4 separate regions of the Homo sapiens genome follow, and regions 1, 3 and 4 are each linked to region 2. A link is a loop called in an ENCODE intact Hi-C map of the cell type or tissue named here. Cell type or tissue: mammary epithelial cell. All regions are shown on one strand. Region 1 overlaps LINC02226 (long intergenic non-protein coding RNA 2226). Region 2 holds the start of LINC02199 (long intergenic non-protein coding RNA 2199). Region 3 has its middle 59 kb from the start of MTRR. Region 4 overlaps LOC101929307 (a long non-coding RNA gene).

Region 1 (8,000 bases), 500 kb before region 2:
ATAGTCATCAAGAAATTTGGAAAACTCAGAATTCCTTAAATTGCAGGTCTATTATTTAGGATAACCTGATTTCAAAGCTAGATAATTTATTAATTTTCTATTTTACAGAAAAGGATACTCTTGAATAAACCCGATTATATTAGATACTGAAGGTTAATTTTTCCTGAGTTTCAGTGCTGTTCAAATTATACAATGGCTAACCTGGACTGCAGGTGAAAATCGCCAAGGAATACTTAAAAAGCAGCACACCCTGCCCAGTGTGAAAGGGCTTTCTGATGATTGTCGTGTGCAGCCATGGCTGAGAGCATCCCTGGCTGGGCTAGCACTTGTGCCTCAATGCAGTGCTCTCCTTAAGTATTAATCGAGTGAGCTCAGTTGTTGCCAGAAAAACATAAGTTGGACTCAGGAGAGCTTCTCTCTTTCAATTTACCTAAGCCTGCTTTGTTTGATGCGTTAGTCAGCCAGGAGATGTAGACTGGTGCCTATGAAAAAAAGAAAACACTCAGAGAAAATGACAGCTCACTTAGGTCTCTGGCGTGAATTGCTGCTTTAAAGAAGGAGAACAAATCTTTTTTGGAATCCGAAAAGCAAATTGCTCATCTCTGCTTACCTTAAACAAACAAACAACTAATCCTTGTGTCTCTGCAGTATTTGTAATATTCCCTTTTATTTCCAAGGTCCTGTGTGCCTCAATACTGTACTGTAGACAGGTGCTGTCAGGCCATCTTCCAGGCAAACATGGAAAGGAATAGTGATCAACAGTCAGGGGTACTAATCAACATAGGCCAAGAGCCCCAGCGATTTTCATTCTGCGTTCTTCCTGCTTCTATTTTTTGAAAGTTTGAAATGTACACACTTTATGTAGCCTGCACTGTGGAAAGGCCATCAGTGTTAGCTGCTCAGGTGGAAGGACACAGAGAATGCCCTGCTTCCATCTCCTTCTTTTCCTAACTGTGTGATGCTGAAAAGTTCCTGACTTGCTTGCTGAGCCTCTATTTCCTTCTCTGCAAAAATATGGCTACATGTGTCTGTGAGGGCCAACTACCAAAAACGAAGAAACAAAAATCCAAATATACTACCTGGCACATAGTGGAAATAAAAGATATTATATTATTACTCTTTGCTAGTATTATACCTACACTTCATTTTCAATTGTAAAAAGCATCACACTTAAGCTAGTAACCACTATTCCTTAGGGAACTGTAGTAAACTGACCCTTGATCATCTTCAGGATAAAAGACTTAGCATTGCATCTGTATCTCTTTGTGGTCTGCCACCATGTACTTGTAATACCCACTGAAGGATATTCTTAGGTCCAACTAAATTAAGATGTGCAGAATCACCACGAGCCATGCTTGGCACCCACTGTGCTTACACAGGGCAGAAGCCACAGCATGAGTGTGAAGAGACAGCTCTCCAAGGAGTTTCTGCACGTCTTGCACACACACCTTCTGTTGTGACTGTCTTGTCAAGCACGATGTGTGACGCACTGGTTATCCATGGATGGCCACGCGGTTCCAATGCACTCTGCAATGTTGCTCTAGGATAAACAATGGGATTCTTTTCAACCTTTCTCCTTGAAAGCCAGTGTGATTCTGAGGCTTTTAGTAGAAGACACTTGGGACTCTGCAAGAGGAAAAGACTTCCTACAATTCCAGTGTGGAGCGAGGTGAAGATGTAGATGTGAGGACCTCAGGAGGGTCTGCCACAGCCACAGTTAGGATGTGGTCTTTCTGCATCCTGCAGACTTGGCCTGGTAATAACCTTTCCACAACCATCTTGACCAAGAAACCAGAATCCCCCAACATCTGCCTGATTCCAAGGCCTCCTGACTGTGCTGATGCCAGGACTCCCTCTGCAAGTCTCCATGTGGCCACCTGCACCTGAATGTCACCTTCTGTCCCTCCTGCAAACCCCTCCTCCCACCACCACCACCTTGTGAAATCCATGTATTGGAAGGCTCTCTGCCTCCACCAGCACCCAGGATCCCACTGCCTGCCTGTGCAGATTGCTGTTCATTTGCACTCCCTCCTGCATGGCAGAGAGGATTCTGATATTTTCAAAAGCAACTCCAGACCAGCTCCAGCCTGGCAACACTGAAAACTTCTCCACTATCTGCTGGTTAAACTATGCCTTTTTCAGTGAGGCCTAACTCCTTCTGAGTTTGTTCTTCCTTGGGTGCTCTCCCTTAGCCTTAGGGCACCATATAGAGTTTTCTTATGTTGTATAGTTAGCCTTTAATCAAATTTAATAATTCTTTTTATTAAACATCTCCTTTTTAACGGTGGTATGATTTGTATCTCATGACTGGATGCAGACTACTACATCTAGCAAAGAGAATTGATAGACAGAGACAGTATCTAGCTCTGGAGCAGAAGATGGGGTTGTTTTGCCACCAATGTAATAAGATAATGTAAAAGTTGGGCAGATCTGCTTGCTGCCCATTATTTAAAAAATTGATGTTTCCTGAGCTCTGGGTTTATCAGCTGTAAGACAAACTCTCCACCTCTGCATGCACAGCATCTACCCAGACCCACCTGTGATGCCCCTTGGGGGCTGGAGGATTCAAAACCTGTGTGAATATGCAGGTAATGCTTCCTGCTGTGCCTTGATGAAAATGAATCTCTTTGTCTCTAACCTAGAACTCTCATATCCTCTGCCAGCATCTACACAACTGTGAAAGGATAACTTCTTAGTTTGCAAGTAGAGGAAATTTTCGGAGACTTCATAATTCTTGACAGCAAGCAAGATAGAATCAGGGGACCTATGGGAGCTCTTGCATCAGTCTCTGCAACTGTTTCAGCAGTCAGGTGGGCATTCTTTTGGCTGCTTTCTACCCCTGACTCATGTAAGAGCTCAGGTGCAGAGAGATGAGATTCATATATGAGTGGAGGTTCCTCGCTGGCCTAAAAGCCTCATGTTGCACAGTAGCCAAATGTCTTACAATTCCACAGTTACAGCTTCCAAGGTCTCTGTAAGAACATGCCAGCACCAAGAGTCACCACACTCTGGGAAGCCCATAGCTCTAGCATCTTGCCAGGCATTTATTTAGTTCTCTTAGGCTGCAGAAATTTGCCAGTCAAGGGTCTTTTTCCCCATAATCAATATTGTCTTTTGATGTCATTGAAATTCTTCCTTTATCTAATTTCCACGGAAATAGAGTTAGAAAGGTAATTAAAGATGAAGTCCTAAAGCCAAAGGAGAAAAGATCATATTAACTCCATACTCAGATTGCCTGTTCCACATTTTCTTTTTTAAGTTGTGCACATCAAATTCTGTTTTCTCTATTTTGTCAACCTTTTCGTCAACTTAATATACCAAATTATCTCAAACCTTTCTCTCCCTGAAATGCCCTTCATACAGACCCTTTGTTTACCTGTCATAATTAGCATGTATCTTCAAGGATAATCTCTGGAAGATGGCCGACTAGACGCAGCCAGAAAGAGCATCTCCCACCAGGAGAGACTAAACCACCCAGTAGACAGGTACACTCTGAACAAATCCTCAGAAAGAAGGCATTGAGAATGGACAGAGGGAGGATGCAGACCCTGGGGCTGAAAGGGGAGAAAGGTGGGAACTGTGCGCAAGGTTGCTGAGCACTGGGACTCATTCCTGGCTGAGGCTCACCATAGTCCTGTAGGTGGCATTAGCCATTGTTAGAGGCCAGACCTGGAAAGAGCAGGGCTGCCCTTCCCACAGATTGGGGCCAATCTGATCTGAAGATCCCTTGTGTGCCAGCCTCCCCCAAGAGCCCTAGCTGGCCACACCCCTTTTCAGCACAGCCTCAGCTGCTCTGCTGAAACAGTTGACAGAAGCTACTGTGCCATAGTTCATTCACTGGCAGCCCCTGCCTTCCCCTCAGAGCGCTTTGGCAGGCAGATCCCTGCTGGTGTGCACTCATCTACAGCCTTCCCCTGCAGGAGCACTTGCAGCCTTCTTATAATGCTCCACTACCATGCACAGCCCATCCACCACCCTGTTGGTGCACACATGCCTGCTACCCCCATGCTTCTCTGCCAATGTGCACTCACCCACGGCTGCCCTGCCACCCTACTGATGTGCGCTTTCCTATACCCCCCAACCACAGTGCGCTCTCCCATGGGCCCCCTACTACCTTCCCACCGAAGCATTTTTGCTGGCAGCTCCCATTGGAATGTTATGCCAACAGACTGAGAACACATCAGCCCCTCCAGCACAGAAGGTGCTTGACCTTGAAGGGCCAGAGAACAAAGAAACAGGCCTGGTCCCAGCCCCCCATCAGGGTTGGAGCAGGCAGCCTGGGAGCGCTGACCAGAACCTTGCTCCCTTGAAAAGATTCAGAAATGAAACCAATCAACTAAATGCAGCTTATACCACAGCCAAGCCCTAGAGGGCACCAAATAATATTAAAGCAAAGAGCCCCATTTAAAGGATAGCAACTTTAAAGGTTAAAAGAACATCAGCCCATATGGATGAGGGGAAAAACAAAACAAAACAAACAAAAAACACAGTACAAGAATTCTGGCAACTCTAAAAACAACAATGACTTTTTACCTCCAAATAACACTAGCTTCCCAGCAATGGTTCTTAACCAGATTTAAGTGGCTGAAATGACAGACATAGAATCCAGAATCTGGATGTCAAGGAAGCTCAATGAGATACAGGAAAAGGTTGAAACCCAATCCAAGGAAAATAGTAAAATGATGCAAGAGCTGAAAGACAACATAGCCATTTTAAGAAAGAACCAAACTAAACTTCTGAAAATGAAAAACCCACTACAGGAATTTCATAGTGCAAATGGAAGCATTAATAGAATAGACCAATCTGAGGAAAGAATCTCAGAACTTGAAGATCACTTCTTCAAATCAACACAGGCATACAAAAAATTTAAAAAAAGAATTTTTAAAAATGAACAAAACCTCTGAGAAATAGGAGATTATGTAAAGAGAACAAACTTATGAATCATTGGCATTCCTGAAGGAGATAGAGAGAGAGCAAGAAACTTGGAAACATATTTGAAGATACTGGCCACGAAAATTTCTCCAACCTTGCTAGAAATGTTGGCATGCAAACTCAGGAAATTCAGAGAACCCCCAGAGAGACGCTATACATGATGACCACCCCCAAGATACGTAGTCATCAGATTCTCCAAGGTCAATGCAAAAGAAAAAATAATTATAAAGGCACCTAGAGAGAAGGGGCAGGCCACATAAAAAGGGAATGCTATCAGGCTAACAACGTATTTTCAGCAGAACCCTTATTAGCCAGATGAGATTAGAAGCCTATATCCAGCCTCCTTAAAGAAAAGAAATTCCAACCAAGAATTTTATAACAAGACAAACTGAGCTTCATAAGCAAAAGAAAGATTTTTTTTTTTAGATAAACGAATGTTACAGAAGTTTTTACCACCAGAACTGCCTTACAAGAGGTTCCTAAGGGAGTGCTAAACATGGGAATGAAAGACGGATACTGGCCACCACAAAAACACACTTCAGTACATAGTCTGCTGACACTACGAAGCAACTCTACAATCAAGTCTACATAACAGACAGTTAACAACACAGTGACTAGATCAAATCCTTACATTTCAATATTGACCTTGAATGTAAATCAGCTAAATGCACTATTTAAAAGGCCCAGAGTGGCAAGTTGGATAGAAAAGAACAATCCACCTGTGTGCTGTCTTCAAGAGACCCATATGATATGCAGTGACACCAATAAACTCTAAGTAAAAGGATAGAGAAAGATCTATCAAGCAAATGGAGAACCAAAAAGAGCAGGAACTGCTATTCTTATTTCAGGCAAAATAGATTTTAAACCAACAATAATCAAAAAGGACAAAGAAGGGCATTATTTAATGATAAAGGATTTATTTCAACAAGAAGACCTACCTATTCTAAATGTATATGCACTCAACATTGGAGCATCCAGATTCATAGAACAAGTTCTTAGATATCTCTGAAGAGACTTAGATAACTACTAAATAATAGTGGGAGATTTCAATACCCACTGACAATGTTAGACAGATTGTTGAGGCAGAAAACTAACAAAAATATTCAGGACCTAAACTTGACACTTGACCAAACGGACCAAACAGAAATCTATCTAATACTCCACCCAACAACAACAGGGTATACAGTTTTCTCATCAGCACATGACACATACTCTAAGACTGACCACACATACATCCATAAAGCAATTCTCAAAAAATTCAAAGAAGTGCAATCATACCAACTACACTCTCAGACTATGGCACGATAATAATAGAAATTAATACCGAGCAGCTTTCTCAAAACCATATAAGTATATAGGAATTAAACAACCCAATCTTGAATGACTTTGAGGCAAAGAATGAAATTAAAACATAAATTTAAAAAAAACTTTGAATCTGATGAAAACAAAAATGTAATATACCAGAATCACTGGGACACAGCAAAGACAAAGTTAAGAGGAAAGTTTATACTGCTAAATGCCTACATCAAGAAGTTAGAAAGATCCTAAATTAATTATCTAACATTATACCTGGAGGAACTAGAAAAACAAGAGGAAGCCAACCCCAAAATTAACAGAAGAAATAAACAAAATCAGAGCTGAATGTAACAAAATTGAGATGTGAAAATCCATACAGAAGATCAATAAAACCAAAAGTTTATTCTTCATAAGAATAAGCAAGATCAATAGACTACTAGCTAGATTAATAAAAAAATAAGGTCCAAATAAATACAATGAGAAATGACAAAGAGGACATTACCACTGAAGCCACAGGGGGGAAAAAAAACCCTCAGAGACTATTATGAATACCCCTGTTAACAAAAACTAGAACATCTAAAAGAAATGGATAAACTACTGGAAACATACCACCACCCAAGAATTAACCAGAAAAAAATTGAAATTCAGAACAGACTAATAAGTTCTAAAAATGAATCAGATTAAAAAAACCTGTATTAGTTCATTTTTACACTGCTATAAAGCACTACCTGAGATTGGGCAATTTATAAAGAACTGACGTTAAATTGACTCAGTTTTACATGGCTGGGGAGGCCTCAGGAAACTTCTCATCAAGGCAGAAGGTGAAGGGGAAGAAAGCACATCTTGCATGGCAGTAGGAGAGAGAGCAAACGGGGAAGTCCCACACACAAATTAACCATGAGATCTTTTGAGAACTCATTCATTATCATGAGAAAAGCAAGAGGGAAGTCTGCCCCCATGATTAAGTCACCTCCCACCAGGCCCCCACCCACAGCATGTGGTGTGGGGATTACAATCCGAGATGAAATTTGGTTGGGGACACGAAGCCAAACCATATCATTCTACTTCTGGCCCCTCCCAAATCACATGTTCTCACATTTTAAAACCAATCATACCTTTCCAGCAGTCCCCCCAAAGTCTTAACTCATTCCAGCATTAACTCAAAAGTCCAGGTCTAAAGTGTTATCAGAGACAAGGCAAGTCCCTTACACCTATGAGGCTGTAAAATAGAAAAGCAAGTTAGTTTCTTTAAACGTACAAAGGGAGTACAGGCATTGGGTGAATGTTCCCATTCCAAATGGAAGAAATTGGCCTAAACAAAGGGGCCACAGGTCCCACGCAATTCTGAAACCCAGCAGGGCAGTCATTAAATCTTAAAGCTCCAAAATAATCTTTGTTGATTCCATGTCTTATACCCATGTTATGCTGGGATGGGCTCCCAAGGCCTTTGGCAGCTATGCCCTTGGCTCTTCAGGGTGCAGCCCCCATGGCTGATTTTACAGGCTGGCATTGAGTGCCTGTGGCTTTTCCAGGTGTACAGTGCAAGCTGTCAGTGGATCTACTATTCTGGGTACTGGAGGATAGTAGCCCTATCCTCACAGGTCCATGTCATAGTGTCCCAATGAGGACTCTTTGTGGGGACTCCAACCCCACAGTTCCCTTCTGCACTGCCCTAGTAGAGATTCTCCATAAAGTCTCCACCCTTCCAACATATTTCTGCTTGGACATCCCGAGGTTTCCATACATCCTGTGAAATCTAGGTGGAGGTTTAC
Region 2 (8,000 bases):
GAACTATTAATTTCTGGATTCGGAAACCAGAAACAAAACTTTGCCTTCTTTACAGATAAGGGGGACACTGTATCATCTGCTGTCCGGTGTCAAATGTCACAATGAATGGTCTGTTCTCCCCTGTGAATTTGTTCTGTGGTCATAACTGTATACAGGAATCACTTTGGAATCCTCAAAACCCCCGAGCCTTGTGTTAAACCCCACGAGTATTTAGAGTTTTACAACTACGAAGCTGAATGTCGAGAGAAAAAGACAAAGATTCCAAAAAAATGGTCTCAAAGTACCTCCTTGTTTAAGTTGGCTGCCAGGCAAATCAGCTCATCTCCAGCAGAACAGAAGCCGCCTTTTCAGGGAAGCGTGGCAGCTGCCGGCGAACACAAAGCAGCTCTGTGATGGTTGAAGCCAGCAAAGAAAAGCGCCCCCTCCGAGTGGAATCACAGGAAGGAAACCTCCGTGGGCAGCAGGAGCAAGTGCAATCCCTGGAGACGAGTCGAAGGGGCCCGAGGCCCCGAGAAGGGCAGGATGCGATGCTGGGTGTGTGACCTCAGCCATGGAAGGGCCACCTGCCACCGGGGGGCTGGGCCGTCGGGCCTTTGGTTGTGGAGGGAAAAGAGTGGCCACTTGCTGGAGCTGGGAACGTGCAGTGATGAGCACTAGGACAAGAGGACCGTGACAAACAGACATAGAAGGTAAAACTGCCCGAGTACAGGCTGATCCACAGACCTGTGTCCAGGGAGAGGCCTCAGGATGGATTTGGAAATGCAGGACAGGTTCATGAAATCCTCACACACCTGCCACATACTCAAGGAGGGTGCTGTTTACTTGATTGATTGTGCTGGTCCTGAACATCTGACATGATTTGTGGTTATAAATGGGTGTTTGCCGTTAACTATAAGTATCTTGGAGTAATTTAACAAACAACAATAGGTATTGGGGCAGGTCAGCGCGTCTCCACCTGAAAGACAAAGGAAAGCCGTGAACGCAGGACCAGCAGTTGTGGCTCACGGTGAGAGGTGACAGCGTGGTAGCATCCCTTGCTGGCTCTGGGCGCGTCCTCGGCCTCGGCGTCCGCTCTGGCCGCGCTCAAGGAGCTCTTCAGCCCGCCGCTGCGCTATGAGGGCCTCTCTCTGGGGCTGGCGGAGGCCGGAGCCTGCTCCCTCTGCTGGCGGGGAGGTGTGAAGAGAAAGGCACTGGCTGGAGCCGGCGCTGCGCGCGGCGCTCGCGGCCCAGCGCTTGGGTTCCAGGTGAGCTCCGGCTCTGCAAGCCCCGCACTCGGCGTGGCCGGCCGGCGCCTGCTGGGCTTGATCGGAGACTGAATCCCTGCGTGGACCACCGTTCCCTCTTCGCGGGATTGTTGGCCACCATAGCCGATCTCCGTCTCTTTCTCTCTTCCCCTCTTTTCCTCTTGATTGTCTGGAACTAGCTCCCTCTGGGCTGCCGGATTACCCGGCCCGCCAAGTTCCGCAGCGAGAGCCAGTGAGAGATGATGCCGGCTGGGCTTCTGGGACGGTTGGGGACTTGGAGAACTTTTGTGTCTAACTAAAGGATTGTAAACGCACCAATCAGCACTCTGTGTCTAGCTAAAGGTTTGTAAATGCACCAATCAGCTCTCTGTCAAAACGGACCAATCAGCTCTCTGTAAAATGGACCAATCAGCTGCCTGTAAAGCGGACCAATCAGCAGGATGTGGGTGGGGCCAAATAAGGGACTAAAAGCAGGCCACCAGAGCAGGCCGCTGCAGCTTGCTCGGGTTCTCTCTCTGCTCTGTGGAAACGTTGTTGTTTAGCTCTTTGCAGTGAATCTGGCTGCTGCTTATTGTTTGGGACTGTGCCACCTTTTTTTTTTTTTTTTTTTTTTTGAGACAGATTCTTGTTCTGTCTCTTAGGCTGGAGTGCAGTGGCGTGGTCTCGGCTAACTGCAAGCTCCGCCTCCCAGGTTCACGCCGTTCTCCTATTTCAGTCTTTCCGGTAGCTGGGACTACAGGCGCCCACCACAATGCCTGGCTAATTTGCGCCATCTTTAAGAGCTGTAACACTCACCGCTAAGGTCTGCAGCTTCACTCCTGAAGCCAGCCAGACTACGAACCCTTACTACGAACCCATCAGCTGGAAGGAACAATTCCAGACAATTCCACACAGGAGGAAGCAACAACTCTGGATGTGCCACCTTTAGGAACTGTACCACTCACGGGAAGGTCTGCAGCTTCACTCCTGAAGTGAGCAAGACTACGAACCTACCGGGAGGAAGGAACAAATTACGGACACACCATTCTTTAAGAACTGTAACAAACCCGCGAGGGTCCGCAGCTTCATTCTTGAAGTCAGCGAGACCAAGAACCCACTAATTCCATACGCAATGGGTTCATTTCTTTTTTTTTTTTTTTTACAAAAGTCTTCTCTGTGCTGACTTAAGGGGACACTTTGTGTCACTTCCAGGGAAGGATGCGCTGGGGTCCCGACATTCTGTCAGGGTCCAAACACCCTCGTTCCTCATCCAGGGCATGGAGCACCTGAGTAGGATGGAACATTTGGGAAAAACCCCACCTCAGTCCCAGGCCCGGCAGCCTGAGGAGATCTAAGGCTGGCTGGGCATTCGAGCTGTAAGAGCAGGGAGTGTTTACTGCACCCAGGAGAGGTGATCAGGACACAATTTCACTATTTCTGGTTGTTTTAGAATCAGGTTCCTTTGTCTCCTTATTTTACCTCAGTTACATTTTCCAAGATCCTAGGACTCACAGAAGGATGCAGTCGGTGGGGGCAGAGTGCTGTACCAGGGCCTCCAGACATGGTTTCTAGACACTGGCTCATGTGATGGCACCAGGGCCCCCAGCCATGGTTTCTAGACATTTGGTCATACCATGGCCTTGGTTGATGACCCCATCCATCGGATTTCATCCTCCTCAAAACGAAACAGAAGGTTTAGCCCAGCAGATCTCTGGAGTCTGTGATTTTCAGATGAGAGCCCAATTGATGGTGAAGCATAACAAGAGTACGGTTGATTTCATTCCTTCAGCATTCACTTATTCCATGTGTGTGTAAAGCCTGATCTGTGTTGGAGAGCTCAGCATGCAGACATGACGTGATGGAGCTGTGGCTCTACAGTTACCCCTCACCATAGTAAACAGATGCACAATTACTTTTGATTATGTTCGTGTAATAAAGGTAGTTAAAGTTCAACATTTATCAGAAAAACATATGAGCTCTGACAGTTCATAATTTGACATCATTTAGAACCATGGCCATAAAAGAGTCTGCAGGCACAAAGCCCGTGTCAAAAGAAGAAGGAAAGTGATCAGGTGTCTCTTACTACAGGTCCTTTGCTTATGACTTCCAGAGATTCAGTATAATTGTGCATCAGATAAACGGGCTAGAATAAAGACTCATAACTTCTTTGTCACACTTTTGACAGCTTATTAAGCTCTAAGACAATTATGGTATTTAATTCATTGATTAGGATATGTAAATTATACCCCCAAACCTGAGCCTTTAATAGAAGCATGACAAATACCGCTGTCACTTGCCATATCACATTTTATGTGAGGTGCACAGTCAGAAAAACTGAGGTTACAGGAGTTTAGTTCATCTTCTCAAATTCCCCCAGTTGCTGATTGGTGTCTTTGAATGTCATGCTCTGGTTTTTCTGGCTGAAATATTGGTCTTTTGTTAAAACAAAGGACATCAGCTCCAGTGCGGCTCGTGCACAGGACATGTTATGTCCGGGTGAGCATCGGACCTCCCACTGATGGTCGGCCCCAGCAGCATAGCATCTTGAGATGAACCCCACCAGCTCCCTCACGGCAGCTGCTCCAGCAGCTGATGTTCAGTTTCCTCACTGTCCAGCTCTGCCCTGTGCTGCCTCTGCTGCCCTCTGGCTTGCAAGTTTCTCTCTGCTAGTCTATTTCCTGTCTGTTCTACTGGAGGCATCACCTGCTATCTGCACAGAGTGAACATGGGGTGACTGTCACTTGATTCCATAAGCAAATGTGGAGGGAGAGACCTCACTTGACAAAGAATATCCATACTCAGCTATTATTAGATCATCATGGAGAGAATCAGAAGTCAAGGGTAATTGTAAGTGTCCCAAAAGGTCAAGTTTGAGAACCACAGTCTTGCAATAAACAGGGAGGAGCCCTGAACAGATCAGCATTTGTTGTGCTTAATTTGCCTGAGGCAGCTGGTATGATGAAGTGTCCTGGAGGCTGAGGCTTGAGCAGAGCTCTCACCCCATTCACTCCAGAGGGGAAAGGCAGGCGAGGTGGGGGAAAGGCAGGCAAGATGGGGGAAAGACTGGGACTGCGCCTCCTGTGCCTGCTGTTGGGGCGCAGCAGAGTCCTGAAGGCATGGCTCCTCATTCCCAGTTGAGAACCCCTTTGGCCTCCCTGGGACCCTGTTCCTGGCTTTTCGTTCCATCAGTTGGAATGAGAATGTTTATCAAAGAATGGTACTCACGTGGCTTTCAGATGTCCTTGAAGAAAAGCTGCTTTCTCCATTGTATTTATTGCAAGAGCAGGATCACTTGAAACTTAAAGCTGAAGACTGACACGAGACTAAATTGCACAAGCCATTTCATTCCCAAGTGTCCCAGCAAATACACATGTCAAGTGATGTGAGCAGCTGTGTGTGTAGAGCTGACGCACGTCCTCTCCAACCCTTAGTGCTCCTGTGTGCTAATGAAGGATGCTGAACGCAATCATTATGGTAATGAGGAGGTGGACAGTGCAACCTCCCCTTCCCTCTGTGTTCAACAGCTTCCCACAGGGCAGGCCCCACACGTGCTGAGGCTGAGACCCAAGACTGGTGACTCAGCAGAGCAGACGAGCGTGTGTGTGTGTGTGTATGGATAGTGTCTTTTTGTCACAGAGAGAGGTTGGATATGTGTGTTTCAGATTTCTAGTGCATGTTTGTGATCCTGTGTGACTGTCAGTGTACTTTTGTGAGTGTTTTGTGAGAGTGAGGCCATGTTTGGTGAAAGAATGTGTGACTGTGTGTGTGTTCTGCAGGACGCAGGAGTAAGAAGGGGATGGAGAGAGCCTCTTACAGACTCCCCGGGAAACATGGGCACTGGAATTTCACCCAATCCTTGCATACACATCTTGTTAAAGCCCCACAATGCTCTAAAAAGCTTGGGAAAGTGATGTGGCAACCCTTCAAAATGAAAAATTAGATCCCTGTAAACACAGTGCTCCTAGTGTTCCTTCTCTTCCTTGCCCTGCAGGGCCTTGATCTTGGCGTTGCTCTCAGCTGACTGCATGGGTTCCGTTATCCATGGAAAGAAAGCCAGCTAGAAACAGTTGAGCAGATCTTCTCTCTTTCTTAACTTTCATTTGTCAACCCGTCTTGGCAGTTCCTTTATACTTTCATCCTGATTGCTTCGGGTGAATAACTTTAAAAAGAAATGATTTGGAAAAGTCTGTTTATTAATTTTAGATTCTGCTTTCATACACCCATTAAAGCAACTTAAGTAACAAAATCAGCAAAAAAGCACAGAGAGATTTCTGAATTAGCCATTTCTGTTTTGCCCTGAAGAAATCCCCCATAACTGGGCACCGAGAGGTTGTTGGAAGCTCTAACCAGGGAGCTTGGCTGCCATATGTTGCCCTTGCAGGAAGAACATTCCTCCATCTCCTCCGGAAGTCCTCCTCTGGGAGGTTTTGCTGGGCTGCCAGGCAGAATGGGGAGGAAGTGGGGAGCAGGCAGAGGACAACGGGTGGCACAGCCGCCTCTTCTGCCAAATCTCTCTGAGGAAACAAGTGGTGACAGCTCATGTCCCCCAGACAGCTTCTCTCAGTCCAGGACTTCCTGTCTAAGAGGGAATGCATTCACTTAGGGAGCAAGCAACCATACAGTAACAGGAAGACAGATGCGATGCTGGAACATTCCATGGATGAGAACCTCAGTTAGCGAGTCAAGACTCAAATCTGCATCTTCAGGCTTTCATCTTGAAATGAGATTCGAGTTTTTAAAATATTGTCATCCCATATGGGAGTGCTTATCATTAAGTTTTTTAAGAAATTGTGTCTTATTCTATGAACGTCCAAGTTCACATTAGAAAGACTATTTACTACAAACGTTTGAAACCCAAAGAGCTGTCAGTGGTAGCAAGTCAATGTGGGCGCATTCCTGAGACAATACAGCTGAGTTACAGCTGAGCTATGGCCCTAGGTAAACAAGGGCGGAGACCATTTTACCCTCTACCCGGGCCTCTGTCTTTGGCCTTGGTCTATTCTGCTGCTCTATGCAGTGGCCACTACTGCTGTTGTGTTGGGAGATGACCTACAGGGAGAAGAGTCAGAGCTGAGTCAGGAACCTCTCACTCTGACAGATTGTGATACAACTCTGTTATTCCAAAGTATTGGCTGCTTTTTCTTTCAGGAAAAATGCAAACACCAGTCTTTCATTCATATTAATAGATACATTAATATGTGTAATATGTTTTGATGTCATTGAGCCTATTGAAGAATGTTGCTTATGATCTGTTTCTGTGCGGATTTTCATTTTTGTGATCTCCATGGCTTTCAAATTAAAGCCAGAGCCAAAGAGAACATACCCTGTAATACTTTAAAATGCATTTTAGTGTTCTTTCTGCCATTTTAGGTGCTTGAGATATTTTCACTTCCACAAAAACAGCAATTGCAGCAGGTACTCTTGCCCTGAGATTTTCTTAGTGACTCAGGGCAAGAGTACCTTCTTATAGTAACCTGTAAATGGTCTATCTTAATCACCTGTAGATGGCCTATCTTAATCTTCCTACACCAATACCCATGGGCATGTACTAGTTTTTCTCCAGCCTCAAAAGACAGTCCAAATTCTTTGCTGTTTGGTGTGTGCTGCAAAGAATTGAGAAGGAAAGAACAAACTCAAGATTCTACAATCAGCACTGGAGTATTTTTATTATTAGTTTACGTAAGTTCAGATCATGAAAATTCCTGTATTGCTTTCTGACAACCATGTTTTATATCCAGTGAGAAATGTATCTCTTTCAACAATGCTGAGAACAAGTTGAAGTGTCTTTGATTTTTTTCATTCATTAAACGGAAAGCAGGTTGTTAGCTCTGAACAAATGCTGAAACTAATCACTAAATATTTTGTTAAGAGGAAAAAAAAAGTCAGACTTCCAAAGTGGTACATTCAGGATTCATGAGATCTAGATAAAAACAAGTGACTTTAGTGAAAGCTAGGGCTAAATTTTAAAATGTGTGTTCTGACATGGTAGAAAAGATTTTGGTTTTTGAATGTTTGGAAAATATAAGTACAGCCTGTGTTACCGTACCAATACAAAAGCTTGAAAAATCTTTTTAAAATCTACAAAACAAGCAAATTTATAATTAATAAATCATAAACTGTTATTTTTACATATCTAAATAGGGATATACTTATTTAAATATAATTAAAAATAAGAGTATTTATTATATTGCTTAAATTAAGCACAACTATTTTAGTTTTGTTTTCACTGGTCCCATATTGTTTTGCACAACTTGATATTGGCTCTTTGTTCTGAAAAAAGTAACTGACTTTGAAGACTTCAGAAGATTAGTTCAGAAGAATCTTGCCTATACTCAGAAAACCATTGTCTCTGAGGCAAATTTACTACTCCCAAGCATACCCCTTCTTGCTGCTGCATTTTAAGCCAAAATATAAGGTTGCTTAGTAGAAGGTGAACTGTACTGCTTAGATATTCCAATTGCTCTGTAACAAAAGAAGAATGAAGTAAATGTAGGTATTATAACTGTTTTACTATTGCTGCCATGGCAGATTACCACACACTTGGAGGCTTAAAACAACAAATTTATTGTTTCCTAATTTTATAGAGCAGAAATCTAGGTAGCTTGGCTGATGTTTGTGCTCCTGGTCTCAGAAGTCTGAAATCAAGATGTCTACAGAGCTGTGTTCCTTCCTCGAAGCAGTGGAGAATCCACTTGTAAGCTTATTCTGGTTGTTGGCAGAAATCACTTCCAGGTGGATGTAGCACTGAGGTCCCCATTTCCTTCCTAGCTTTTTGGG
Region 3 (8,000 bases), 910 kb before region 2:
TACTGGTGTGTGCCACCGAGCCCAGCTCATGACCCATTTTCAATTCTCATCTTCCAAAAGAAAAAGATTTCTGGACTCACGGTATGGTGTGTTATGCTTGAGGGCTAAAACACATAGGAGATGTCCCATTGCTGGCAGCTTCCTGTGGGTTTTGTATTTGGGATGGCAAAGAGCATGCATAGGCTCTTGAAGAGGGACTTTATTTGTTCAGGTGACTTCCTTTGAGCTCTCCTGGATTAGTCCATCTCTGCAGGAAATGGGACAACACCGGCTTTGATAAAACCAAAGAGCTGAGGCAGAAACACTGCCCACCACTGCAGGCACAGTCCGGGCTCCACAGCCGGAAGTGTGCATTTTTCTAGGCAACCAGCACAAGCATGGGGACTTGGCTGAGGCCAGTGCTGTGATTTTGGCCTGAGGGGCAGTGCTGGGCAACTTCCCTACATCCTCCCTCAAGGTATCCCTGACCAAAAGCAGATGTACAAATAAACACGCATAAAACCTGAAGTAGAAATATTCAATACCTGGCTTAATATTATAACTTTTAGTCATAAGCTTCTAGAACTGTAAGTCATGTACAAATAAAAACTACTTAGGTATTTTTAAAGACAAGCATTAATGTGACCATCCCTCCATATTCTTTGTTCTCCCAGAAGAATCTGTAGCAAGATCCAGGACTCAGGAGAGAGGACATGTGGAGGTCAGTTATTTACCTACTTACTTTCTGATATTTTCTAATGATTTCTTTTTTTAATCTTTTATAAATTGTTTCTTTGTCTTGTGGCCAAAATTGAGACTGGAGACACTCCGTGGACCCCAAATGCCATGTATGTTAATTATAAATGTGTTATTCAATAATTGATGGCTAGATAATACCTAGTTGAAATATCACTGGAGTGAAACAGAATTGAAGCATTTATGTACATTGGCATTGCAGCTCCATGACGGTCAGTGCCAAGTCTCTAGTCCTCTGGAATGAACTCAATTTTAATGGAGCATGAAGATTTACCTACATATTAGAGGCATTCTACAACCTTGGATGAAAAAAAGAAAAACACATTCTCTGCTTCAATTCCATAATAAATTTGGATTTTTCAGTCGATGCCATCTGTGTGCCATGAAAGTGCTCACCTATGTGTCAACTGTACTTGGAGAAGAGGGGCTTACTGTTAGCAACACAGATGCTCTGGTTGACCCTGTCTGGGCTAAAAGGTGGGAGTTTTTCAAGGGCCTTGAGCACCAGGTAAATGACACATACCCCATTTCCATCCTAAAATGCTGCTGCTGTGTGTCAGAGCCAGCAAGGCCAACTGATTACCCAACTCACGTTGATATTGATCAAACTTACAGAAAATTTAATTACTCTATAATCTTCAGAAATGATGTTTTAACTCTTTAGGCTGCTGCTATTGACACATCAACATAATAGGCAGATGAGAGAATGGATGGATTTTATTTTAGAACTGACAGGTTAAAAACAAGCGATTATCTGACAAAGCTGCTCTAGGATGCTTAGGGAGACAATGTAGACTTTCTTCTGTTTATTGAAAAATCAGACTTTGCTTAACCAACAGGATGGTTTCCATCCCTGCTTACTGGCCGATAATGGCAAAAAAAAAAAAAAAAAGCCACGTTGAAAAGAAAGCGCCACACCAAGCAGATTCAAAAACGATTTAATGGGCACTATTTTTCTCTATGCAGAAAATGTGCTTCAATTCAAATTTTTCATCTTAGAGAGCTATTTTTAGTTGCATGAGACACAAAGACTATATAATCATCATAAAGATGTCAGCTGGTCCCAGCCTTTCCCAGGCACCTGCTGGAATGATTCATTTGACTAATGGCACAGTATCTGCATATGGAGACCGTCATGCATCTGCCCTATGTTATAATGAAACATGAGTTATCAGTGCAGCAGGAAGTATTTCCTTCGGTACAAGGCATTGACCCTGAGAGTGCTAACAGCTAAAGTACAGAGAAGTAAGAACTTGTGTGAAATCAGCTCTTGCTTATCTAAGTACAGCTTCAGTGTTACAGTTAAAGTCCCAGTGGCTGCTGGTGGAATGCCCCCTGGATGCTTCATCCGGTTGTCCCAGGTTGGGAGTTCTCCAGCCCTAGAGGCTTCATGACTGAGTCAGAAAAGGCCAAAGATTCTGAAACCACTGACCAACTAAGCTGCAAGTGAAAAGTTGAGGTGGTTGTCAGGGAGTGGGTGATGCTTGTGGAATGTTCTAGTGCTGTCGTCTGGGATGATCCAACCCTTAGTGCTGAGTACATTGGGCGCCTGTGCTGGGAACTGCATTGCCCACTGGGACTTCAGTGGTCAGGAGTGTGTTGTGAGTTCTGCCTGACAGCGAGTCAGAGAGAAGGCAGCCTCCCTTCACAGTGTCTGTGCACCCAAGGGGGCAGATCCAGCTCCAAAGTCCTGGGTTCCTGGAACATGGTGTCTAGAACAGCCAAGGAGCATGACTTAGAGGGAAAAGCTCAGGGTTTAGGGACAAAAAGGGATAGTCAACCTCTGCCAGTAGCACAGATGAGGTCTTGATGGCATCTCCCGACCTGTGGCTCAGCTTCCCATGGGGCCTCTTGGCCACTGCAGGGTTACATGAGGTTCAGGACGGACTCAGGCAGAGCCCTGGAGACCCAAGCCTGGTGGGAACTCAGTGAAGAGTGGCCGAGTGACCCTTTGACATCAAACCCCATGGCTGGCGCTGGCAGGACAAAGTCTCTTCCAGGTGGCGGGGGTCACGAGCACAGGGAAGGTGGGTTGGAAAACCCCTGGGGAGGAGGCTGGAGTGGTTAATGTGCAGACACCCCTGGCCTCGGGTGCAGGGGAAATCCTACAGGCCCTTCCCCTTGTCCTGAGATCCCTGAAGGCTTTGCTTTGCAGCCAGGTGGACTTGCCTGCCATTGCAGTGATGCCCAGCAAGCATTTCACGTCTCTCCCTGGGCTGCTCCTGTCTGTGGATAGGCTTCTCACCCTGCTACTCAAGCTGAGGCCCCTGAGCTAGGGCAGCCCTTCTCACATGCCTGCCTTGTTCTGCACCCAAAGGCTGAATTGTTCAGGAAGGGAAGTAAGGGATGGGGAAGGGAGCCAGTACCACTTTGCTCCTGTCCCCCCAGGGTTCAGTGTGTTCCACATGATCACGTGGGGCTCAGCCTGCTGGTCTATACCTACAGTAGCAGCACCAACAGCAATCCCACAATGCGACTGTCGTCCACTCCGTCTCGCCTACCCCCCTCAACACCAGCATAACCAACCACACCAACAAACTGGACAAGTACGACTCGGTGGAGGCCATCAAGATAAGGAGTTGGCAGCATCAGCAGCAGCCAGGTGTGCACAGAAGGCAGGTGGACGCGGGGACTTTCAGCAAAGCTCCGTGGGGGTGGCGCTGGTGGCGGAGTTGGGGACAGGTAAGGGTTCCCCTTATGAAAAACTGCCTTTCTAGCTTTGGGGCGCCTGTGAAACCATGGCGTGTCACCTTGGGCACATAGATTATAAAGGAACAAAGGAAAAGCAAGAAATAAAGATCTGCCCGATGTTGGGTAATTGTCCAATGTCCAGCTCTGCCTCAGCCCAAACCGTGGCTTCCGTGTCCCAAGGGTCAGAGAAAAGGCGGCAGGATGGAGGGGAGGATGTCGCTTCAGCACCTGCCTCTAGATGGCAGCCTGAGACAACTATTGTATCGCTATCAATTACACCTTCAGATCTCTTTCCAGGGCAATAAAAGTGCCTCACATACTGTAAGGCAGCTTCCCATTTCTGGTGTGAGGTGGCGTGTTCTGTATTTTTTCCCCCATTGGACAATTAAATCCCTAGTTTTTAAAGCAGAAATTTTGTGTGGAGGGCCAGCCTCCTAGTCCGCAGGAAGAAGGGCTGCGAAGGACATCAGCTTTGGACTCAGCTGACCTCAATCGGGTCAGACGCTCACACCCTCTAGGCCTCCATTTCTTTATAAGCTGGGGATAACGACCTTCACTTAGAGCAGTGTTGTGAGGATTTCATGAGGTAATTTCTATAAAACGCCTTCAACAGTGCATGACACTTAAGTGCTCATGAAATTGGGGTCTTGTTTGAGGGATTTCATGTGGTGGTTATAGCTGGAGGCTTGAAACAGGACGCCCTACAGCCATTTCTTACCAAAGTGGCGCCAGGTGAGGTACTTGGCCTCCTGTGTCTCAGTGTCTTCATCTTTCACACGGATGAAAGGCTGTGTATTTCCATCTTGCTGTAGGGTTTAAATGGGTGAACGTGCTCAGCAAAGGGTAGCTGGTAGTCTTACTTGTGCCTCCACACAAGGCTGCAAGGGAACCTGAAGAGACATGAAAGGCTGCGTTCAACCTCCCCTCTCACAGCTGTGGATGAAGGGAATTCTTCTGAACTAGGTAAACCAAACATGATTTTTTCATTCATTTGTTGATTGCCCTTAAAATCCTTAGGGAGTGTTGTGATTTCCCCTCTGTTGTACCCACGTCATCTCCCTTTGTAATTAAAGTTTCTTCCTACTAGTTTGCCTGTACTCCCGGGGCCTCTGGTTGAACTGGGGTCAAGAATCCATCAGCTCCTCACATGAGTCAGGTGAAAGTCCTGAAGTGAAGCATCGTGAATTACTCACACAGCCCTCACGGCCCCTCAGAACTGGGCTCCCATAGGTGAGGAGGAGAAAGAGCAACTCGTTTTACAAGGAGCTCCCACATTCTCCTGTATAAAGAGGTCTTGAGAACTTTCCAAGTGAACTTCCAGGACAAAAGAAATGGGTTTGGCTACATGTGATTCCAACATCAGTGCTGGGTGGTCACTCCAGGAATCTGGATGGTCATTTAGCTGGTGCTAAGTTCTCTCTTGGGATGTGGAGCCTTTTGAATTAATCAGAAGTCTTGCTGCCACGTGAGCAGACTCTAGTGGCACTGACCTGTCCCCTGATCATTCGTAAATCTCTCAGACCCCTCCATCACATGGCTGGCCTATGCCAACCGTCTTCATCATTCTCCAGTCATCCCAATACTTACCCTCCACCTGTGAGAGTGTAACGATTTGAAATTTCAGCTTACTTTAACATCATGAATGAGGAAGATTATATCCAGAAATAGGTACAATAGTCACTTTTCAAACAAACTGCACATGGAACAAATGAATAGTAATTCAGACATTTGGAATATGAGGAATTTAGCTGAAGAAGGTCTTTCAGGAACTCTTATGAATGTACCTTTCTGTGATAATCAGAAATCTACTTATATGTCTACAGAACTCCACGGGGTAATACTTGGTAACATTCTAAGTGTCTCTTCATTGGAAATGAAGCATTTGCTGAGTTTCTTGAGTTTGCTGTTACAATAAATAATGCTTAGCTTCTCTTGAAAATATTGTGGCAAAAGCAGAAAAATAGACTGGAAGACATAGAAAAATATTTGCCAATTCAGTTACTAGATGATAAGTTCTTATTGAAGTGAATAATCTGTGGTAAAACACCATGAAAAAGCACATTTTAGCATCACAGGACTTTTGGAGAGAAGTTGAGTCGTAATGTAATAGTCTCTCAAAGTCTACTTATTGAGTATTTTTTTAAACATTTTTTTCCTGGAGTTTAATAATAAAACGATTCTAGGGGAAAGAAGCAAATACTTCAAGCCACATCACAGAAACACCTCTTCTAATGTCTGCTTTCTGGGTCTCGATCATTCTGATGAATTCCAGTGAATTCCAAGAGCTTTTATATTTTTCATCTCTCATAATTTCCCATTGCCCTAAGTATATGCTCAGTGCCTCCCCACGTTTCCGAGGCTTCAGAGGTGAAGAGTGATATATTGCAAGCACACTTCAAGCCATGAGTGCCCATCCTTGCCAAAAATCACATCCTTTAAATGCAACAAGAATTACATATGGCCGAGTGACAATTCAGTCTATAATACAGGAGCACAGCTGGGGGAGCCATGGGAAGCACTGCAGGTCACAGCGTGAAGTTGATGATTGTGTTTCGCCAGTTTCCTCTAAGAAGTGGATTGTTTTCTTGAGCTTTTTTTTTTTTCTTAAGTAATAGTCTTATACTTTTGGAATAGTCTTATTTTTATTTGAAAAAGTCTTTAGGAACAAGACATCTTCTCACTTTTGATTGAGAATATTCAAGATGTTTAATTCGAGGTAACAGGCATTTAGTCTGAGAATCCATTCCCCTCATCCCCGCCCCAGGAGTGCCTGGGTTCGTGGCATTTGATAAAATGAAGAAAATAAATGTGACCACACAGATATTCACCATGGATCTCCCATGTTCCTCTGTCTGAATAACACTATGGAATTCTTGGAAGCAGCTTGTGTGTTTTAATCTTGGAAGCTCAGGAATTCCACCTGGTCTGCACCTGCAGAAGCTACAGTAGGCACCCCACCTTGCTGCTGATGCAGTTTCTGTGCCATTGCTGGTGGAGGCAGCGGAGCAGAGGCGCAGGCACAATGAAGCGGGGACGTGTTCTGCAGATTGCTGCTAAACTCGCCTTATTCTGACTTTTGGATTTCATGACATTCCAGGGAGCTACCTGCCATGCTGTTGGCCTGGAAGCCCACCTGACTGGTCCATAGTGACGTCCTGAAGAGCCAGTCTGTAAAATAACCAACAACTTGTTTAGCTTTTGGATAGACTCCACACCTCCTCTTTCTCTGCAAAGAAAAATCTTGAATATTTATGGATGACAATTAGGGAAAGTATTGAAAATAGTGAAATATAATTAAAAACAACATGTATTTTTCATGTTATGAAAAATATTGAAAGAACTGATATTAATGAAAATTAATATTTTATTTTCCATCTCCCCAGTGTAACTAATTTGTGGCAATCACCCCCTACCAAGAGCAGTAATGCTGTGTAAAGCTGGCTTTCTGGAGTCCGCTGGATCCATACGAAGTGTGATCCCTGGTTTCCTCTGTTACTTGCTGCATCCAAGCCAGGGGAGCAGGAGATGCTCAGCTCTGGTGCCTTTGATTTTATGTCAGTGCTGCCTTCCTGCCTGCTCAGTTCACCCACCCCCGTTTCCCTCCGTATGGAGGCAACAGCATTTCAGGATGTACCTTGGGGTGTCAGGGTAGCTGCAAGTAAGGGTTTTTATGATCCTCATGGTCTCATTGATACAGACAGGAGACAGGGAAATACTGGATAGAAGAGGGTGGGTTGCTGGCAAAGGCTCCACCCTCAAGCCTGAATACCTGTGGCCCTAAGTGAGAACAGGCATTCCTGTTTTTGTGCCCAAAAAGCTGCCTTTTGGCCCACCATGCCTTCTATCCTATACCCTTATAAACGCCAAACCCCAGGCTCCAGAAGCAGGTGAGAAGATGAGGAGACAAGCCGATAAACAGCAAAATGATGCAACAGAGAAAGAGAGAAGAGGAGGAGTCTCTGAATGCCAAGAGGAGCTTGGCTGTGGATGGTCAGAGAGGAGTTTAGCTGCTGGGTGGCCAAACTCTAGGAGAAGATCCCACTCTATCCCCCTTCCAGCTCCCCATCCATCCTACTGAGAGCCACCTCCACCACTCAATAAAGCGCCCGCATTCTCCACTCTTCAAGTCCCTGTGTGACCCAATTCTTCCAGGATGCTGGACAAGAGCTCAGGATACAGAAAGTTGTCACACTGTCCCTCTGCCCTTGCAGAAAGGCAGAGGGGGCACAGAGCTGGTTAACACTTAAGCCGTCTGCAAGGCAGAGCTAAAAGAGCATTGTAACACTGGGGTTGCAGGCACCCACCCCAGATGCTACTGTGGGGCCAGAGCCCAAAGCTCTCACCCCAGCTCCTGCACCTTCCCGTCTGTGTGGTCCCCCTCCCGTAAGGGGGGTTTGAGCTCACGGCGGTGGAACAGAGGGCAGCACCCCTGTGAGGGGATTGCATGCCCTGTGAGGGGAACCAGGGAACTCTCCTGTCTTGTTATCACTGATCATTGATAAGCATTTCAGAGTGGGATAACATCATTCATAGAGGTTCCCAAAAAGAAAAAAAAAGAGATACATTTCTCACAA
Region 4 (8,000 bases), 87 kb before region 2:
AACCAAACAAAGAAAACAACATCCTAGATGCTATCACAGTCAAGAGGAGCCTGAGGACTAAACGTAATGTGATATCTGGATGGGATCCCGGGAGAGAAAAAGACATAAGACGAAAACTAAGGAAAGGCCAAAAACAACGGAAACAATTACATGAAGTAATTTGAGTTAAGAATGTGCTATTAATTCTTATATATTGGTTGTAATAATTGTAACATACTGTAATGTAATTTATAGTTATTATTAACAGTATGCAAAACTGAGCTTGGGTGTACAGGAACCCTCTATATTGTCTTTGCAATCTTTTTCTAAGCCTAAAACTATTCTAAGATTATGGTTTATTACAAAAAACGACAGCCTCTTTCATAGTATTTGTGTGTTTTCTCCTTGTTATTTGTTATATAATCTGTTGTTTTAAATCATTGGTTTCCCAATTCTAATCTGCTGGAGAATCGCTAATATCTTTTAAAAATTGTATTAATAGTTAGGAACCTTGCACTATGTTGGATTTCCTTATAAAACTATATCTACCCGGATCCCATACTGAGAGATTCTAATTTATTTGCTTTTGTGTGTGCTTGGACAACAGGATTTTTAAACACACCCTAGAGATTTCAGTGTACAGCCAAAGCTGGGAAAATCTTCTTTTAATAATCCACATTGCAGATGTTGTTAGCATGTTCCCCACCTCCTCAAAATGCAAAGAGCTGATCAATTGTATCAGTGTCTCTAGAGATGCTTGTTAAACATGCAACTTCCTGGTTTACATCCAGAAGTCAAAATTATTGTCCTTTACTGGCCAGCAGGGTGCCTAACAGAGAGGAAAATACATTTTAAAATGAGAAGATAATGAAGGAGGAAGAGAAGGAGGCAAAGAAAAGTAACTGAGAACTAAATGTGACTGGGTTGATGATTATTTACCTGGCATACATACTTTCAATATTTTTGTCATATTAAATTCTCACAACAATCTTTGTAAGTTAGTTTTGCTATTCCCACTTTACAAATGTGGAAAGAGACTCAGTGATGCTTATCAACTCACCCTGAATCACTTAGCTAGATAGAGTTCAATGCACTTGAGTATAGAGAGTGCACACACACATACACACACACACATAAACCCTGTTATCTCAAGGATACCAAAATACAGAGATGCTTTAGTCCCATATATATATTTGCATATAATATGTGTGTAAGACACATTTTCTCATATCTTTTAAATCCTCTCTAGATTACTGATAATATGTAACACAATATAAATGCTATGCAAATAGTTGTTATATTTTGATGTCTAGAGAATAATGACAAGAAAATAGCCTGTACATATTGAGTACAGATGCAACCATCTATTTTTCTTTTTCCCATATTTTTGACCTGGTTTAGGGAACCCATAGGTCTAAAAGGCTGAGTGTATGTTCTGTCTAAAATAATGTTCTGCTTAATATAACCATAAAGAATGTGGGTATTCACTGTGTATTTTCCAGCTGTTCATGTTTCTTCTGTTTTGCCAGGAGTTTCTCCTGGAGCACCTACAAAGAAGTGCCAGAGTCATGGGATTCGTACACATCGGAGTGGATCATGCCATGTTGGGGCAGCTGTTTCCATAGTGATGAGTATGTGGGTAGATATAAGGAAATGTTGGTATGCAGATCCCAATATCAAACTCTAATAAATGACTAGGAAATAATATTGCTGAGAAGTCCAAACTCCAAAGTGTGAAATGAAAACATTCAATGATGCTATAGTATACCTGGTCACAATCTGCAAATAAGAAACATCAGGAAAATACACAATACAATTTGGAAATATCATCCAGTGGCATACTGTTTACTTAGGAGGAGCGTTATAGTACTATTTAGTTTATCTGTACAGAAAACATGAAGAGAAATTTGTACTAAGAAGAATTAGGAGGCATTCTTCGACAACGAAGAGGAACACACCATATGTTGAAGGAAGAAGCTGTTTCATCGAGGAGCATCATGTGTTGCTGTATTAAAGTTAGATAAAGGTCTTCACTACAGACGGTGAGAGGGAAATTAGTGGGGCAGGCTGCATAAACAGCCTCACAGCGTGGCTCCATCACAAGCTCTGTGAAAGCCAACAGGAAAGAAAGCACAATCCTATGGTGGATCTTGAGGTAAGATTCAAAAGCTCTCCGAATTTGCTAATTGTTTTTTCGTGGAAAGAAAATAATCTCAAAATGAATGAAAAGAAAGCCAATTGGGAAGAAGGGTAGTTAGGGAGAATGTTAGAATAAGAGAAATGAAAAGAAAACTTCATTTTAAAATAGAAAATTTGCATTGGTGGAAATGTTTTCAGAAGATAATAAATGCTAAAGTGCTTTTATTTGCTTCATTTTTATAATTTTTATTTTTAATTGACAAATACTCATATTTATTTATGAGGTACGATGCAATGCTTTATATAAGTTTACAATATAAAATGATTAAATCAGGCTAACTAATCTATCATCTTACATATTTATTAGTTGCAGACCAGGGGTTTCTGGATCACTGCTATGTGTGTGTGTGTATATATATATATTTTTTTTTCTTTTTTTTTTTGAGACGGAGTCTCGCTCTGTGGCCCAGGCTGGAGTGCAGTGGCGCGATCTCAGCTCACTGCAAGCTCCGCCTCACGGGTTCACGCCATTTTCCTGCCTCAGCCTCCCGAGTAGCTGGGACTACAGGCACCCGCCACCACGCCCGGCTAATTTTTTGTATTTTTAGTAGAGATGGGGTTTCACCATGTTAGCCAGTATGTTCTCCATCTCCTGACCTCATGATCCGCCCATCTTGGCCTCCCAAAGTGCTAGGATTACAGGCATGAGCCCCTGCGCCTGGCCTGCTATGTGTATATTAATGTGTGGTCTTGATCTTGAACTGAGGCTCTGAAAGGGTATGACAAATACTGACGGCCATCTGCCAACTACAGAGCTGTGAACTGTTCACTCATTAACAGTTTATAAACAACAAGATAACATCCTCCAACTTATCTTCCTGCTCTAGCAGAGGTGGGCAGTGAGGATAACTGTTCAGGTCCCCTCTTTGGAGGTCTGGTGTCATGAGCATGAGCCCTCCTGCAGGGCACTCCAGGACAGCTCTCCCTGTGCCCACGGACAGACCACCTCAGGGGCTGCCATCTAAGCTTCAGATGGTGCGGAGCTCTGAGTGTGTGTGTGAGTTTAAGTATGTGTGAGTATGTATGAGTGTGTGTATGAGTTTCTGAGTATGTGTATGTGTGAAAGAGAGAAAGAAAGCAGCAGCAACTGAGAAAGAGAGAGAGAGAGTGACTCTCTAGTCATCAGCTGTGATGGTGAAATTTATGTGTCAAGTTGACTGGATTGAAAGATGCCCAGAAAACTGGTAAACTTTATTTCTGGGTTGTGAACGTGTCTCTGGAAGAGATGGGCACTGGAATCAGTGGACTGAGTAAGGAAGATCCACTCTCACCTGTCATTCATAAGAGCAGGCATCATCCAGTCCCTGGAGGAATCCAGTAGATCAAAAAGGTGGAGAAAAGGCAAATTTACTCTCTCTTCTTCACCTGGGACACCCATCTTTTTCCCTCAGATATTGGCACTTCTGGGTTCTGGGCCTTCGGGTTTGGATTTGAACTACACCACTCACTTTCCTGAGCCCCCAGCTTGCAGGTTGCATACTATTGGGCTTCTCAGCCTCCATAATCATGTGAGCCTATTCTTCAAAGTAACTCTCTTCCTTTCTATCTGTCTATCTATCTACTTACCTACCTATCAATCTATGTATCTATCTATCTACTTACTGACCTACATATCAATCTAATGATCTATCAATCTATTAATCTATCTTTATCTATCAATCTATCATCTATCTACTTCCTACCCATCAATCTATTAATCTATGTATCTACTTATCTACCTACTTATCAATCTATTGATCTATCAATCTATTAATCTATCTCTGTCTGTCTATTGATCGATCTATCTACCTACCTATCTACATCCTATTGGTTCTGTTTCTCTGGAGAACTCTGACTGAGACATCATCAATGTCTAGTTGATTTTGTCTAATAAACAGCTTCCCTTCAGTTTTGGCTCCACTCTGTCTTCAATTTCTGGCCCAAGTTTCCCTAGGCCCCAACATAAAAGAATATTATTGACCCAATTGACCCACTGTGATAATTTGTTTAATATATTCAACAATTTGTTGAAATAATAAAAGTAATAACACTCACTGATCTACTGATTTGAACTGCTAACCTTACCAGACATGTGCCATGGCTTGTCTATCCTCCTAGATGTTGTGTAAAAGCATTTGAGAAAATAATGTATAAAAATCACACAGGAAATGTCATCAGCTATTTATTACTAAACTTTGTTCAGGTTAGATGTTTATCGTAGTTCACAATGCTGATTTGAACAAAAAGGCATCCAAGCCAATAGAATGAAATTTAATTTGTTAAAGTAAGATGCTTTATTCTTAAGTATTTATATTTAATATGCCCCATGGAATTTTGAACTTAAATTTGGTGATGGTAAAACATAAGTCACTTTAGATGTCAACATTTTCTGGAAGAAGAGTGCCAAGCATGATTGCCCATGTCACTTGGTGTTAGGTGACATTTTTGTTCCAGCAGGTGGTGCCATCAGAGCATGAAGGAAACTCCATTTTAAAAGGAACTTAGGCAGTGGGGACTCTTAGAGTCATCGGAGGCAAGAGAAAATGTCCCAGAGCTTCTGTGGGTCTGAAGGTTCATGTTTTAAATGTTCCTATTGTAGATTTTAAGAAAGTATGTAATTCAAAATTTTTTAACTTGTATTTTAAGTTAGGCATACATGCGCTGATTTGTTATATAGGTAAACTTGTGTCAGAGGGGTTTGTTGTACAGATTATTTCATTATCCAGGTTTTAAGCCTAGTACCCATTAGTCATTTTTCCTGATTCTCTCTCTTCTCCCACCTTCCACCCTCCAAAATACCCCAGTGTGTGTTGTTCCCCTCTATGTGTCCATGTGTTCTCATTATTTAGCTCCCACTTATACGTGAAAACATGCAGTTTTTGCTTTTCTGTTCCTGCATTAGTTCTCTAAGTATAATGGCCCCAGCTCCATCTATGTTCCTGCAAAGGATATGATCTCGTTCTTTTTTATGACTGCATAATACTCCATGGTATATGTACCACATTTTTTTAAATCCTGTCTATCACTGATGGGCATGTAGGTTGATTCCATGTCTTTGCTATTGTGAATAGTGCTGCAATGAACAGACACATACATGTGTCATGATTCCTTTGGGCATATGCCCAATAATGAAATTGTTGGGTGGAGCACAGACTTAGGGTCCTGAGACCCTTAAAGAGTAGGAGTCAAGTCAAAGAACTTTATTTTATGGTTGGTTGTGATAGAACTTCTTAATGTTGTAAAGTGTGGAAAAACAAACATTTTAAACAATGTTTTCCTTGTATATAGCCCAAGACAGGCTAAAAGCTTTCCTCATTTTGCATTCTGAACTGGAATGGAGGGACTGACTCTGGGAAGTCCTGTTACTTTTAATGGATTGAATGTTTGTGTCCCCCTGAAAATTCATATGTTGAACCTCAAGACAATGCCATTTGGAGGTAGAAAGCCTTTGGAAGGTGATTAAATTTAGATGAGGTGAGGGGGATGAGGCTTTTATAATATGAGTAATGCCCTTATAAGCAGAGGAAGGGACACCAGAGCTTCGTCTCTCCTCTATGTGAGGACACACCAAGAAGGTGGCCATCTGCAGGACAAGAAGTGGGCCCTCACCAGGATCAAATATGCTAGCACCTTGACCTTGGAATTCCCAGCCTCCCAGACCTTGAGAAACAAACGCCTGCTGATTAAGCTACCCATATATGATATTTTCTTACAGCATCTGCAGACAACTATGGCACTGTTACATCAACTCAACACATTCTAAATTTAATTCACAAGTTTGCAGCCATCTTAGCTCCCAGATCAACCTTCTGTTCACCAGCAATTTCCTACCCAAATGAACATATTCTCAGGTACCTACTCACCTCCTTTCTTGCCTTTCTTTTCTCTTCTTCTTCCTGTTCTGTAATTCATTGTTCCACGTTTGCCTTTTTTCCTCTCCCTTCCCTCCAGTATCTCTTCTTACTTTCTTTTTCTATATCAATTATATCATTATACACTTTGCCCTTCATTATATCCTGGAGGATAAAAAAATTTTACTCCAATTTGGTTTGAGATTCTCAAAACACACCTTTGGTGGGTAAGAAATACATAGTCCCTATTGTCCATATTAGGGTCTGAACATCAGGAAAATGTTGGCTGTTGATATGGTTTGGCTGTGTCGCTACCTAAATCTTACCTGGAATTGCAATAATCTCCATGTGTCAAGGGTGGGACTAGGTGAAGGTCACTGGATCATGGGGGCGGGTTCCCCTATGCTGTTCTCATGATAATGAGGGAGTCCCATGAGATCTTATAGTTTTATAAGCATCTGGTGTTTCCCCTGCTGGCATTCATTCTCTCTCCTGCAGTCCTGTGAAGAGGTGCCTTCACCATGATTGTAAGTTTCCTGAGGCCTCCCCAGCCATGAGAAACTGTGAGTCAATTAAACCTCTTTTCTTTATAAATTACCCAGTCTCCGGTATTTCTTCATAGCAGCGTGAGAACGGACTAATACAGTAAATTTGTACCACAGACAGTGAGGTGCTGCTATAAAGACACCTCAAAACGTGGTAGTGACTTTGGAACTGGATAATAGGCAGAGGTTGGAACAACTTGGAGGGCTCAGAAGAAGACAGAAAGATGTGGAAAAGTTTGGAACTTCCTACAGACTTGTTGAATGGCTTTGACCAAATATCTGATAGTGACATCAACAATGAAGTTCAGGCTAAGGTGGTCTCAGATGGAGATAATAACTTTTTGGGAACTGGAGTAAGGTCACTGTTGCTATGCAAAGAGACTGGCAGCATTTTGCCCCTGTCCTAGAGATCTTTGGAATTTTGAACTTGAGATGGATGACTTAGGGTACCTGGCAGAAAAATTTTCTAAGCGGCAAAGCATTCAAGAGGAAGCAGAACATACATTTTTGAAAAATCTGCAACAGCCTGACAATTCAATAGAAAGGAGAAACCCATTTTCTGGGGAGAAATTCAAGCCTGATACAAAAATTTGTGTAAGTAACAAAGAGTTAAATGTTAACCATCAAGGCATGTCTCCAGGACATGTCAGAGGTCTTCATGGAAGCCTCTCTGATATGGTTTGGCTGTGACCCCACCCAAATCTCATCATGAATTGTAGCTCCCATAATTCCCATGTGTTGTGGGTGGGACCCAGTGGGAGATAATTAAATCATGGTGGTGGTTTCCCCCATACTGTTTTCATGGTAGTGAATAAGTCTCATGAGTTCTGACGGTTTTATAAGGGGAAACCCCTTTCACTTGGCTCTCACTCTGTCTTTGCCTTCCACCATCCATGTAAGTAAGACATGACTTGCTCCTCCTTGCTTTCTGCCACGTTTGTGAGGCCTCCCCAGCCAGATGGAACTGTGAGTCTATTAAACCTCTTTTTCTGTATAAATTATCCAGTCTCAGGTTTGTCGTTATCAGGAGTGTGAGAACAGACTAATACAGTAAGTTGGTACCAGCAGTGGGATGCTGCTCTAAAGATACATGAAAAAGCGAAAGCGACTTTGGAACTGGGTAACAGGCAGATATTAGAATAGTTTTGAGGGCTCAGAAGAAGGTAGGAAAATGTGGAGAAGTTTGGAACTTCCTAGAGACTTGTCAAATGGCTTTGCCAAAATGCTGATAATGATATGGACAATGAAATCCAGGCTGAGGTGGTCTCAGATGGATATGAAGAACTTGTTGGGAACTGGAGTAAGGTGACTCTTGCTATGTTTTAACAAGAGATTGGCAGAATTTTGCCCCTGCCCTAGAGATCTGTGGAACTTTGAGCTTGAGAGAGATGATTTAGGGTATCTGGCAGAAGAAATGTCTCAGCTGCAAAGCATTCAAGAGTGCTGC

What was found. Peaks named below come from ENCODE experiments on the same cell type or tissue, not always from the same donor. Only the 100,000 strongest peaks of a DNase experiment are listed, where the experiment ranks them.
Region 1: it touches region 2 in a loop (32-fold over the local background); 3 of 110 quality-filtered maps call a loop at or near these places.
Region 3: it touches region 2 in a loop (8-fold over the local background); 4 of 110 quality-filtered maps call a loop at or near these places.
Region 4: it touches region 2 in a loop (22-fold over the local background); 10 of 110 quality-filtered maps call a loop at or near these places.

Annotation. Positions count from the first base shown.
Region 1 is chr5:8,336,571-8,344,570 of GRCh38, forward strand. LINC02226 (long intergenic non-protein coding RNA 2226) reads right to left here. Exons shown (of 6, transcript NR_039984.1): 4 at 611-725. Among named protein-coding and RNA genes, the nearest start is that of LINC02226, 120 kb to the right of the region's middle. In mammary epithelial cell, a CTCF peak has its summit at 4,385 (motif pointing right); no DNase peak of the experiment used is centred here.
Region 2 is chr5:8,839,270-8,847,269 of GRCh38, forward strand. It overlaps LINC02199 (long intergenic non-protein coding RNA 2199), which reads left to right and starts at 463. Exons shown (of 3, transcript NR_109932.1): 1 at 463-689. It overlaps LOC101929307 (a long non-coding RNA gene), which reads right to left and starts at 5,222. Exons shown (of 3, transcript XR_007058687.1): 1 at 4,449-5,222. In mammary epithelial cell, a CTCF peak has its summit at 3,860; no DNase peak of the experiment used is centred here.
Region 3 is chr5:7,924,298-7,932,297 of GRCh38, forward strand. It overlaps the pseudogene LOC100422730. Among named protein-coding and RNA genes, the nearest start is that of MTRR, 59 kb to the left of the region's middle. RefSeq lists an enhancer at 4,043-5,242. In mammary epithelial cell, a CTCF peak has its summit at 3,665 (motif pointing right); no DNase peak of the experiment used is centred here.
Region 4 is chr5:8,752,078-8,760,077 of GRCh38, forward strand. It overlaps LOC101929307 (a long non-coding RNA gene), which reads right to left. Exons shown (of 3, transcript XR_007058687.1): 3 at 4,327-6,173. Among named protein-coding and RNA genes, the nearest start is that of LINC02199, 84 kb to the right of the region's middle. In mammary epithelial cell, a CTCF peak has its summit at 4,618 (motif pointing right); no DNase peak of the experiment used is centred here.